2 separate regions of the Mus musculus genome follow, and region 2 is linked to region 1. A link is a contact called in ENCODE Hi-C or POLR2A ChIA-PET data. All regions are on one chromosome and are shown on one strand. The core of a region is the stretch at or near the end of the contact, and the rest is flanking DNA. Distances in the headings are between cores, read along the strand shown. Region 1 overlaps Gm36193 (a long non-coding RNA gene). Region 2 overlaps Anxa13 (annexin A13).

Region 1 (4,265 bases), core at 704-3,203:
AGTAATAGAGGCTGCACCAGGCTGGTAGCAGAAGCCAAACTTGATCGACGATATACTCTTTGGCCTCCCTGTGCACTGTATAGAACCGGGAACAGGGTGTTAACTCTTCAGACAAGGAACATATTTCCCACTCTGCCTCCTTTGTAGTTAAGATGTTTGATCTAAACTCTAGATATTCCCTGGGAGAGTGGGGCACCTCACAGCCCTCTGGCAAACCAACCACAGACAGGTGTGCGGTAGAGGACTGGGTGTTTTCTTTCTGGGACTCTGAATCACTACAGAATGCATTGTGTGCTGGCTGTGTGCCATCCAACTCAACAATTAGAAGGCACCCTTTGAGGGGTGCGCTGATAACGAAGACACGGTTTTCTATCTCCCTAGGCAAAAAGGATGGAACCGGAGCAAAATGAAAGTTCAGACAGCACTTCAGCTCTGGGCAGGAAGAGCAAGCAACCAAACAAAAAATCCCAAGAGACTCCGAGGGCTAAGAAAGGTGGCTCAGCCTGCAGAATTTATTGCACTCCAGAGAGGAGTGCACACAAGCACACATGCAGCAGTCACTAATAGGCTTGGGAGAAAGCATGGAGCAGAGAAACCCAGAGCAAGCCTCCATATTGCCTTATGCATAAAATTATAACACTATTATTAAAGTACATTTGACTTATCAATAGGACTATTTTTATTTTGACAACATTAAAGATACCTTGCAGTTTAAGTAAAAGTAAATTATATTTCCGGGCTGGGGAGATAGCCCAGTGCATAGCAGTGCTTGCTATGCAAGCAGGAGTGCCTGGCTTACTGATTTTGAATCCCTGGTTTCCATAGGAAAGGACCAGGCATAGCCGGCATGTCTCTAACGCCAGCATGGAGAGGCATGAGACAGGTGGAACTTGCTATCCAGCCAGTCTAGACAAAATGGTGATCTTGAGCTCAAGGAGAGACGCTGCTTCATGACATTACAGCAGAGAGAGGAAGGTATCTTAAAAGCCCTCCCTCTGCATCGTCACTGGTGGGAGCCACATATGTGCAGGCATTCATCCATCACACACAAGCACACATCAACTACATTTCCACTAATACTAATTAGTAGTAATGAGCTTGCTAAGGCAGAGCAGCCCCTCTGTGCAGACCTATGGTGAAATTAGGTTGTTTTTTTTTTTTTAACAAGGCCTTCCACCTCTTGCTCCCACCTCCCTGTCTCAATTTTTCCATCCTCCCTCCCCTCAACCTTGGCTGAGTTCTTGCGGTCCCTTCCCTAAGCCTTCACACGGTGTTCCACCCCCAGGATATCCTTTCAAGATAGCTCCTAACGGTGTCTTCCCAACCCCCCAAATGACCCCTTCTGTGTCCCTGACCCTCCACTCTAAACTCAGAGGTTAATAATGGTAAATTATGTTTCACAGAGCACATACAAGCATCAAACTAAAAGTTCCGGTGGGAAAATTCCAGGCCAATCTGAGAGAATGAGAGAGGGTCTTTGGCTTCCCTCAAACCAAACCCAGTAGATCTCCATTCTCTCTGCAAGGCTGGCACTGAGTGGAGAAAACCTTGGGAAACCACAAGCCAAATTCAAGGTTGGTAGTGGAGGGGAGAATACTGTTTGCGTGCGTATTTTCTGCATCCCCTGTACCCTCTCTTGTTTTTCTTCCCTCCACTGACACATAAATGCAGGTATGGTTTTGGAAGGTGATTCCAGATAACTCAGGCTACCAGGCCACATTTGGCCTGACACATCACCAGGTTAGGTGAGCGAGCAGAAGGAGCCTAGAGGAGGGTGGGGCAAAGAAGGGCAGTGATAACTGGAGCTCCTGGACATCTTGACTCAGCCAGTTCAGCTTCCGGGCTCAGAGTCCATCTGAAGGCCAAAGACACTGCTGACTGCCCTGTGGGAATCCCCAGCCTTTCCAAGTGGTCTTGGCAAGAGTCCACCATGACGCTTATCTCCAGCCATTACATTGTTTACAGTCCTCTTCCCAGTCAGGCTGCCTCACAACTGCCCTGGGACAACAACTGCTGCTGCCAATATTCCCATCACACAGATGAGTATGCTGAGGCCCTCAAGTCTAGTGATTTGCCCAAGATTGCACAAAGGGTAAAAGAGAACAGGGACTTCAGTCAACTCATTCATGCCTGCCTTTCCTTCCTCTTCACCCCATGGCCAAATGACTGCCCAGGCTTCTCTAACTTCACTTAATTGGTGCCCACTCACATTGACTGCACGCAAGCACCTGGTGTTGGGTAATGTCAAGGGAAATAAAGAGATAGAGGACAATACCTCACCCTGAAGTTACAAGCAGAGGAGAAGCAAGGTGGATAGCCTCTGGCCTCTGTGCTTTCACTCAGGGCCATGAACCTCACCCTTCTCCACTCAACAAGCAGGTACCAAACACCTGCCAAGCCCTGTGTGCTGAGGTTTCCATGGCAACAACCTGGTTAAGGACCTTTGCCTTCATAAAGATGATGCTTTAAAGCAAGATGGGTGGGAAAGAGTGAAATAAACGGGTGTGTGCTGAAACTAAGGCAGATGCAGACAAAGCTGACCTCAGGTACCAGAGTCTGGTCCTATAGAGGTCAGGCTGGCCTCCACATGTCAGCCCACAAGTTCCAAATCATTCCCAAAACAAGCCCCTTATCACAAAACCATGGGAGACGGAACTCGAGAAATCAGGCAGAGGAAGGACTGATTCAAGGCCCGAGGACAGTTATCACTGATAAGCCAGAGACCTGACTCTGAGCCTGAGAAAGGGCAGGTTCCATCCATGCTGGAACGATGTGGGAAGTTCTGCATGATCGTCATGACTCCAGGGTCGAACTAGAGACTCTTGTAACTCGAAATTAAATTACACTCATTATCATGAGCAAGAATTTCAGCTTCCAGGACATCAATATGTTTGTTCACATGTGGCTTTTATATTTCAAAAGATGATACAGTCTGAAGCCAGCCCAGCCCAGCCCACAGAGGTTGTTCTCTCTTTGAACCTGATGCTTTTGACATCTTCAGACAGTGCTCGTTTGGCAGTTAACCATGCACTGCCTGTGAACTGGAGTTGTTTTCCTGCATTGTTGCTTATCTCTTCCAGTATTGAACTTCGCATGCCGTGATGATTCATCCAGCAGCTGGTTTACAGGGATCTCATTTTACCGTTGTTCTGTCTTAACCTTGAACAGTAAAGTAGCATTCAGTTAGTCCGCAATTGGTGGGGCATCTGTTATATCCCGCGCATGCACTCCACAGACAGTGGGAAAGGTGGCAGTCTTAGAGAGTGTACTCTTAAGGGATGAAGAGATATCGCCATCACCAAGAAGACTCTATTGTGACAGATTAAGATAAGAGTAAAAGAAAAGAAAGACTCAATTCTGTAAGAACGCATCACTAGAAAGCCCAGATTGAATTGGACAGAACCAAAGACTCCCCTAAGAACATGGTATCACAGCCCAGATGGGAAACTACAGCAGGAAGGATGTCCAAAAGACCTTGGGCAGGAGCAAACATGGATCGCTACCTGTGCTGTGCACAGTGTGCACTCTTCATGGACTCACAACAATTTCCAGAGCAGAGAGAGGAAGGTAGACAGTAGGTCCTTGCAGAGCTCTCCTTAAAGGCAATGGCAGCCAATGAGAATGCAGGGGTACAGGATCAGCTGTGCACACTGGATGTGCTTCTTGCCTACAAGGTGGGGCATCCTTCCTTAAATAGTTCATCGAAAACCCTAGGACGGAAGGGATTCAATTGCGGTCCACCTGTGTGGTATATTTATATATATGAGATAGGATAGCTTGTATCACTCTTCATTGCTATGACCAAAATACCCAACAGAAATAACTAAAGGGGAGAAAGGTGCATTTTGCTCAGTTTTGGAGCAGTGGGTCATTGTGACAGGGATGATCCAATGGAGCAGAGAAGTTCAAGTTCCAATGGTCAGGAAGCAGAGAGAGAGCCTTTTCGCTCCTTATCTTTTAATGCATGCAGTCCCCAAACCTTCGGATGGTGCCACCCATATTTAGGGTGGGTCTGCCCCCAATCCACAGATTTAATTAGATAAGTCTTCAGAAAAGCTGGCCAGCAACACAAAAGGTTTGTTGGTGTCATAAGTGGTTCTAAATCTAACCAACAGAAGGATAGACCATCATACTCAAGTGCGTTATAAAGTGCACAGTACAGAGAAAACCTTGAAGACTTAAAGTAACAGTTAAACTGAAGGTTTTCAAAGTCTTGCCTCGACTGAATGCTGATAGCGGTTGAAGCTGAAGTGACAGGTAAGTGG
Region 2 (4,265 bases), core at 1,188-3,687, 89 kb before region 1:
AGGAAACAGTCAACAACCTAACAAGTAAATGGTTCATTCCTTTTCAGCATTTATAGAGTGAATGCCTATGAGCCTGGAAGAAGCGGCTGGGAGTGCTGACTTTCCTCAGTGTGGGGGAAACCCAGTTGTCTACCCAGTTGCCAGGTTGATGAGCACACACCAAACTTCGTCAGCTTGTAAACAGAGCAAAGACAGCAGGCAAAGGGAGGGCCAGAAAGTAGTTCATAGCAACAACACAGAGAAGGGATCTTTATCAGTAGGGTCAAGCATCTTTGTCCCATATACAAGATGAAGGATGCTGGGGACCTGCAGATGGTAATGCAGAAGGTATCCAAACAAATGTAGCAAGGAAAACAAAGGGTGTAGAGGTTGCAGAACACAAGAAAGCAGGGTGTGGTCCAGCTGAGCAAACCTCCATATGAGGTTCTATTATGGAAGACTACTGGCCAAGCAGTGTTCCCATGGAGCCCTGCTCTAGCCCTGGAGGTTCCACTGGGTAGCATCATCTATGCCCATGAGTGAGACTCCATACCTCTACAATATGACAATATGAGCGCAAGGAGGACCCACACTCCTCCCCCAGGCCTTGTAGAGAATACAGGCTATTCTCATTCTGCAGTGGTTTCAACTCAGCTCTGGTTGGAGAGGCATACTATACTGACCCAGAGAACCTTCTAGATCTCATTTCACAACAGTTAAAAAGTCAGATCCTTCCAAACCTCTGCCTGTCAAGTCCAGAAGTCCCACAAGTAGCTGGGACATGCTGTGCCTGTGCAGGTTCCCTGTGTTGTCCCACAAACTATGAGAACATTTCACATCCTCCTTTTCCCTCCCTCCTAGTGAGATGTGCCCAGGACCTTGAGGGCTATTTTGCTGACCTACTATACAAGGCCATGAAGGGTATGGGGACAGATGAGGAGACATTAATTCGCATCATTGTGACCAGAGCAGAGGTAAGAAACACTTGACTCTAAAAAAGGGGACTCCAACATCTTTTCCTCCCACTGATGTCATTGGTTACTGTTGTTGTCGTTGGACTATTTCTCAAAACCCCGTAAGACAAAGACAGCCCTTCCCTTCCCAGAATATGCAGACCACATTGGACTCTACTTCAGCCTTCTCCTTGTCTTTTATTAAGATACAATACTGAGAGCTGCTTCTATTCTTGTCATCGGTGGCTCCAGAGAGCTGGTGGCGCAGTAAAGAGGAACTGCTGGAGCTGTTCCGAGGTAGCACAGCTACACCCAGCTCTATTTTAAGGAAAACAATCCAGAGCCTTGGAAAGGGGTCACCCCGCAGCAAGCAGAGATAGGACACAAGTGACTTCCTCACTCTCTTTATCTAACGGAGCACACCTTACAAGGATGAGTTTTTTTCAGAATAACAAAACAAACAAACAAACAAAAAAAAATCAACCCCACCCCCCAACTAAAATTTCAACAAAACAGTTTCTTGGCTTCTTTTTTTCCAATCCAGACCCTCTCAAAGAGCTATTTTAGACACTTATTTTTTTTCAAATTACTATCTTTCCTCACCCAAACTTAACAGCACAGAGAATACTGAATATCTGCTTATGAGCTCCAATGCAAATACTAGTACTTCATATATAAAAAGACTGGGGCTTCTTTTGCTCCCTAAGGAGCAGTCTGCACCCCCTCTCAGAGAAGAATGTGAGTCTTGGAAAGAGAAGGGCCGGAGTAGGCAGAAACTTGGAAGCAGCCAGCAAGCAAGTGTCACAGAGAGCGCCTGGGGCTGTCAGGCCTTGGTGAGCAGAAGTGAGGTGAAGGGGAAGTGGCAGGCTTGTCCCCGCTGCTGTGGCAGAAGCCTTGGCGAAATGAAAGGAGTCAAGCAGCTGAAAACCACAGACATCTTTTTTAAAAAGTGTTCAGTGGAGAGGGAGCGGTACCAACCCAAATTCTGACCCATGCCTTTCGACAAGCGCTTAACAGCTGACGTTGTTCTTAAATATAGCTTCACAGCAGCAAGGCAGTTCTTTCGTTTTTTTATTTCTGTGCCTGGAATTTCTCCCCCTCCTCCATGCCCCCCTTATTCATGTGAGCAGCTTCTTTGCTATTCTGCTAGAGTTTGCTTTCTCTCCTCAGTTCTGAGTCTCTCTCCCTCCCTTCAGGTGCTCTGCCTTCTTTGTCTCTCCAGCTCTCAGCCACTCAGCCCCTGCTGAAGTTCCAGGGAACTCTTGAGAGCAGCAGAGTTCTATAGACCCTGTGAGAGATTGGGTCCCATCAGATGGGTTGTCAGCATTCCATGTTCAATTCCATCTCCAAACGGACCACATGTGAGTGTGGGTCATCTCCATATGTGGTCAGTCTCTCTGAACCGCTTTGGGCCCAGCACATATATGTTTAGGGGATCCTCTAATCTTCCACTTGGACTAGAAAAAAATGCCAGCTGCTCCATCCTGCCCCTCCCCCAGGGCTGGGCATCCAGCCAGCCAGAGGACGCCCAGCAGGGCAGCATCTGTCCTCCAGTAGTCTCTTGATGGAGAGCAGTATCCACAGCAAACAACTCCTTACTCCCTGACCCTCTCCTACCTTTCGCTCTTCTCTTTCTCAGTACAACCACACACAGGAGAAGGGGAGCCTGATGCTTCTCTATGGTTTCTAGGCCTGCTGTGCAAGGCAGAGCTCAAACCAAAACCAAAATCAAAACCAAACAGAAAACTAAACTTTGTTTCTCTATAAGACTTGTTTTGTCCAGTCTGGAAGGTTTTTTTTTGTTTTGTTTTGTTTTTGTTTTTTTTTTTTTTGTTTTTTTTTTTCTGGTGTAGCTCTCCTCTTTGCAGCTGAAAGAGGCTGAAGCAGGACAATGTTTTGTCTGTTTTCCTCCCCATGTCCCTTCTGCCCCGAGTTCTTAAGCTTTCTATGAATTAGACTCAGAAGAAGTCCTACAAATGGTGATCAGTTTGAAATGTGATAACTGGAACCATTATTCCTCCTGATGTGGTACAAGGAAGAAATCATTTCTTTTTAATATATATATAATTTAATGTGTGTGGGTGTTTTGCCTGTATATCAATCCATGCAACATGTATGCTTGATGCCCAGGAAGAGGGCATTGGATTCCTTGGGTGTCTATCTGGAACTGCAGATACAGTTATGAGCTGCCATGTGGGTGCTGAAAATCAAACTGGGTCTTCTGGAAGAGCAGTCAGTGTTCTTAATGGCTGAGCCAGCTCCCTGGCCCCCCGGCTCCCCAGCTCCCCAGCCCCCCATGCTTAATTTTAAACCTCTGGAAAATCATCTTACCTTCTACCAAACACTGTCAAACTATGATTTGGAAAACCACCTACCTGTTTGTATATAGCTCTGTGGCCCAGAATGACTCCTTTTCAAACACCTATAAGACATTCAAAAGAAAAATGTTTTGTAACAATGAAAATATATGCAGTTTAGGAGGCTCAGAGGTTAAGAGCCCTGGCTGTTCTTCCAAAGGACCCAGATTTAATTCTCAGCACCCACATGGCAGCTTACAAATCTCTGTAACTCCAGTTCCAGGGGATCTGACACCCTCACACACATGTGCAAGCAGTCAAAACACTAGTATACACAAAATAAAAATAAATAAGCCATTTTTTAAAACTTTAAAAAGTATGCAGTTTAAATTTTAGCTCCCATAAATAAAATTTGAATGGAATATGTGCATGAGTAAGTGTATACATACACACATAAAGAAACACATATTTTTAGGGAGCTAAAGTAGGCTTTCTTTTTCTTATCCTCCAAATGTAAATATAATGCCAGCCTAGCTCCTGATGGCTGTTTAAAGATATAATTAATGAGTATGGTGGCGTAGGAGAGTGTTTGCCATTTACAACGCACGTACCATGGATGCTGTCACCTACGTAGTTGTCGTCATCCTTCCCACAGGTGGACCTGCAGGGGATAAAGGCCAAGTTCCAGGAGAAGTATCAGAAGTCTCTCTCTGACATGGTTCACTCAGATACCTCTGGGGACTTCCGGAAACTGCTGGTAGCTCTCTTGCACTGATCCAAGCCTGAGGAGAAACCCCCATAGCAGGATTCTTCCTCGGAACAAATCAAATTTGGAAATGGGTGAAAACCCTTCACCCCCTGGATTGTTTATTCATGGATTTAAAAGGAGCCCCAAGGCTAAATTGTCGAAGTCGGGAGCAGCCTCCTCCAAGGGCTTGAACAGTTCACCTTGAATGCTGGCTTAGCAGGAACCTGAACTGCCTGCCTTCCAGTCTCCCTTTAGCATTTGAAGCGAATGCTTTCTAAGCACAAATGG

Evidence for each region. Hi-C counts contacts between places; a loop is a spot of excess contacts on that map. ChIA-PET counts read pairs that join two places held with the same protein, here RNA polymerase II (POLR2A).
Region 2: a loop to region 1 is called in a map of T-helper 2 cell, with 2.7 times the contacts of the local background. The contact joins two enhancer-like sites. A Hi-C loop is called at or near these places in 2 of 37 maps with a recorded cell type or tissue (T-helper 17 cell and T-helper 2 cell). POLR2A ChIA-PET finds 5 or more read pairs at or near these places in 1 of 5 experiments (embryonic stem cell).

The regions. Positions count from the first base shown.
Region 1 is chr15:58,252,004-58,256,268 of GRCm38, reverse strand. Gm36193 (a long non-coding RNA gene) reads right to left here. Exons shown (of 5, transcript XR_384118.2): 4 at 3,504-3,710; 5 at 2,918-3,159. Among named protein-coding and RNA genes, the nearest start is that of Gm36193, 8.2 kb to the right of the region's middle. Within about 2 kb of position 1,953, at least 1 of the 3 ENCODE cell types and tissues checked has a DNase peak (open chromatin) inside an H3K27ac peak, as active enhancers do.
Region 2 is chr15:58,341,613-58,345,877 of GRCm38, reverse strand. It overlaps Anxa13 (annexin A13), which reads left to right. Exons shown (of 8, transcript NM_027211.2): 7 at 843-953; 8 at 3,885-4,265. The coding sequence ends at 4,004. Among named protein-coding and RNA genes, the nearest start is that of Klhl38, 20 kb to the right of the region's middle. Within about 2 kb of position 2,437, at least 3 of the 3 ENCODE cell types and tissues checked have a DNase peak (open chromatin) inside an H3K27ac peak, as active enhancers do.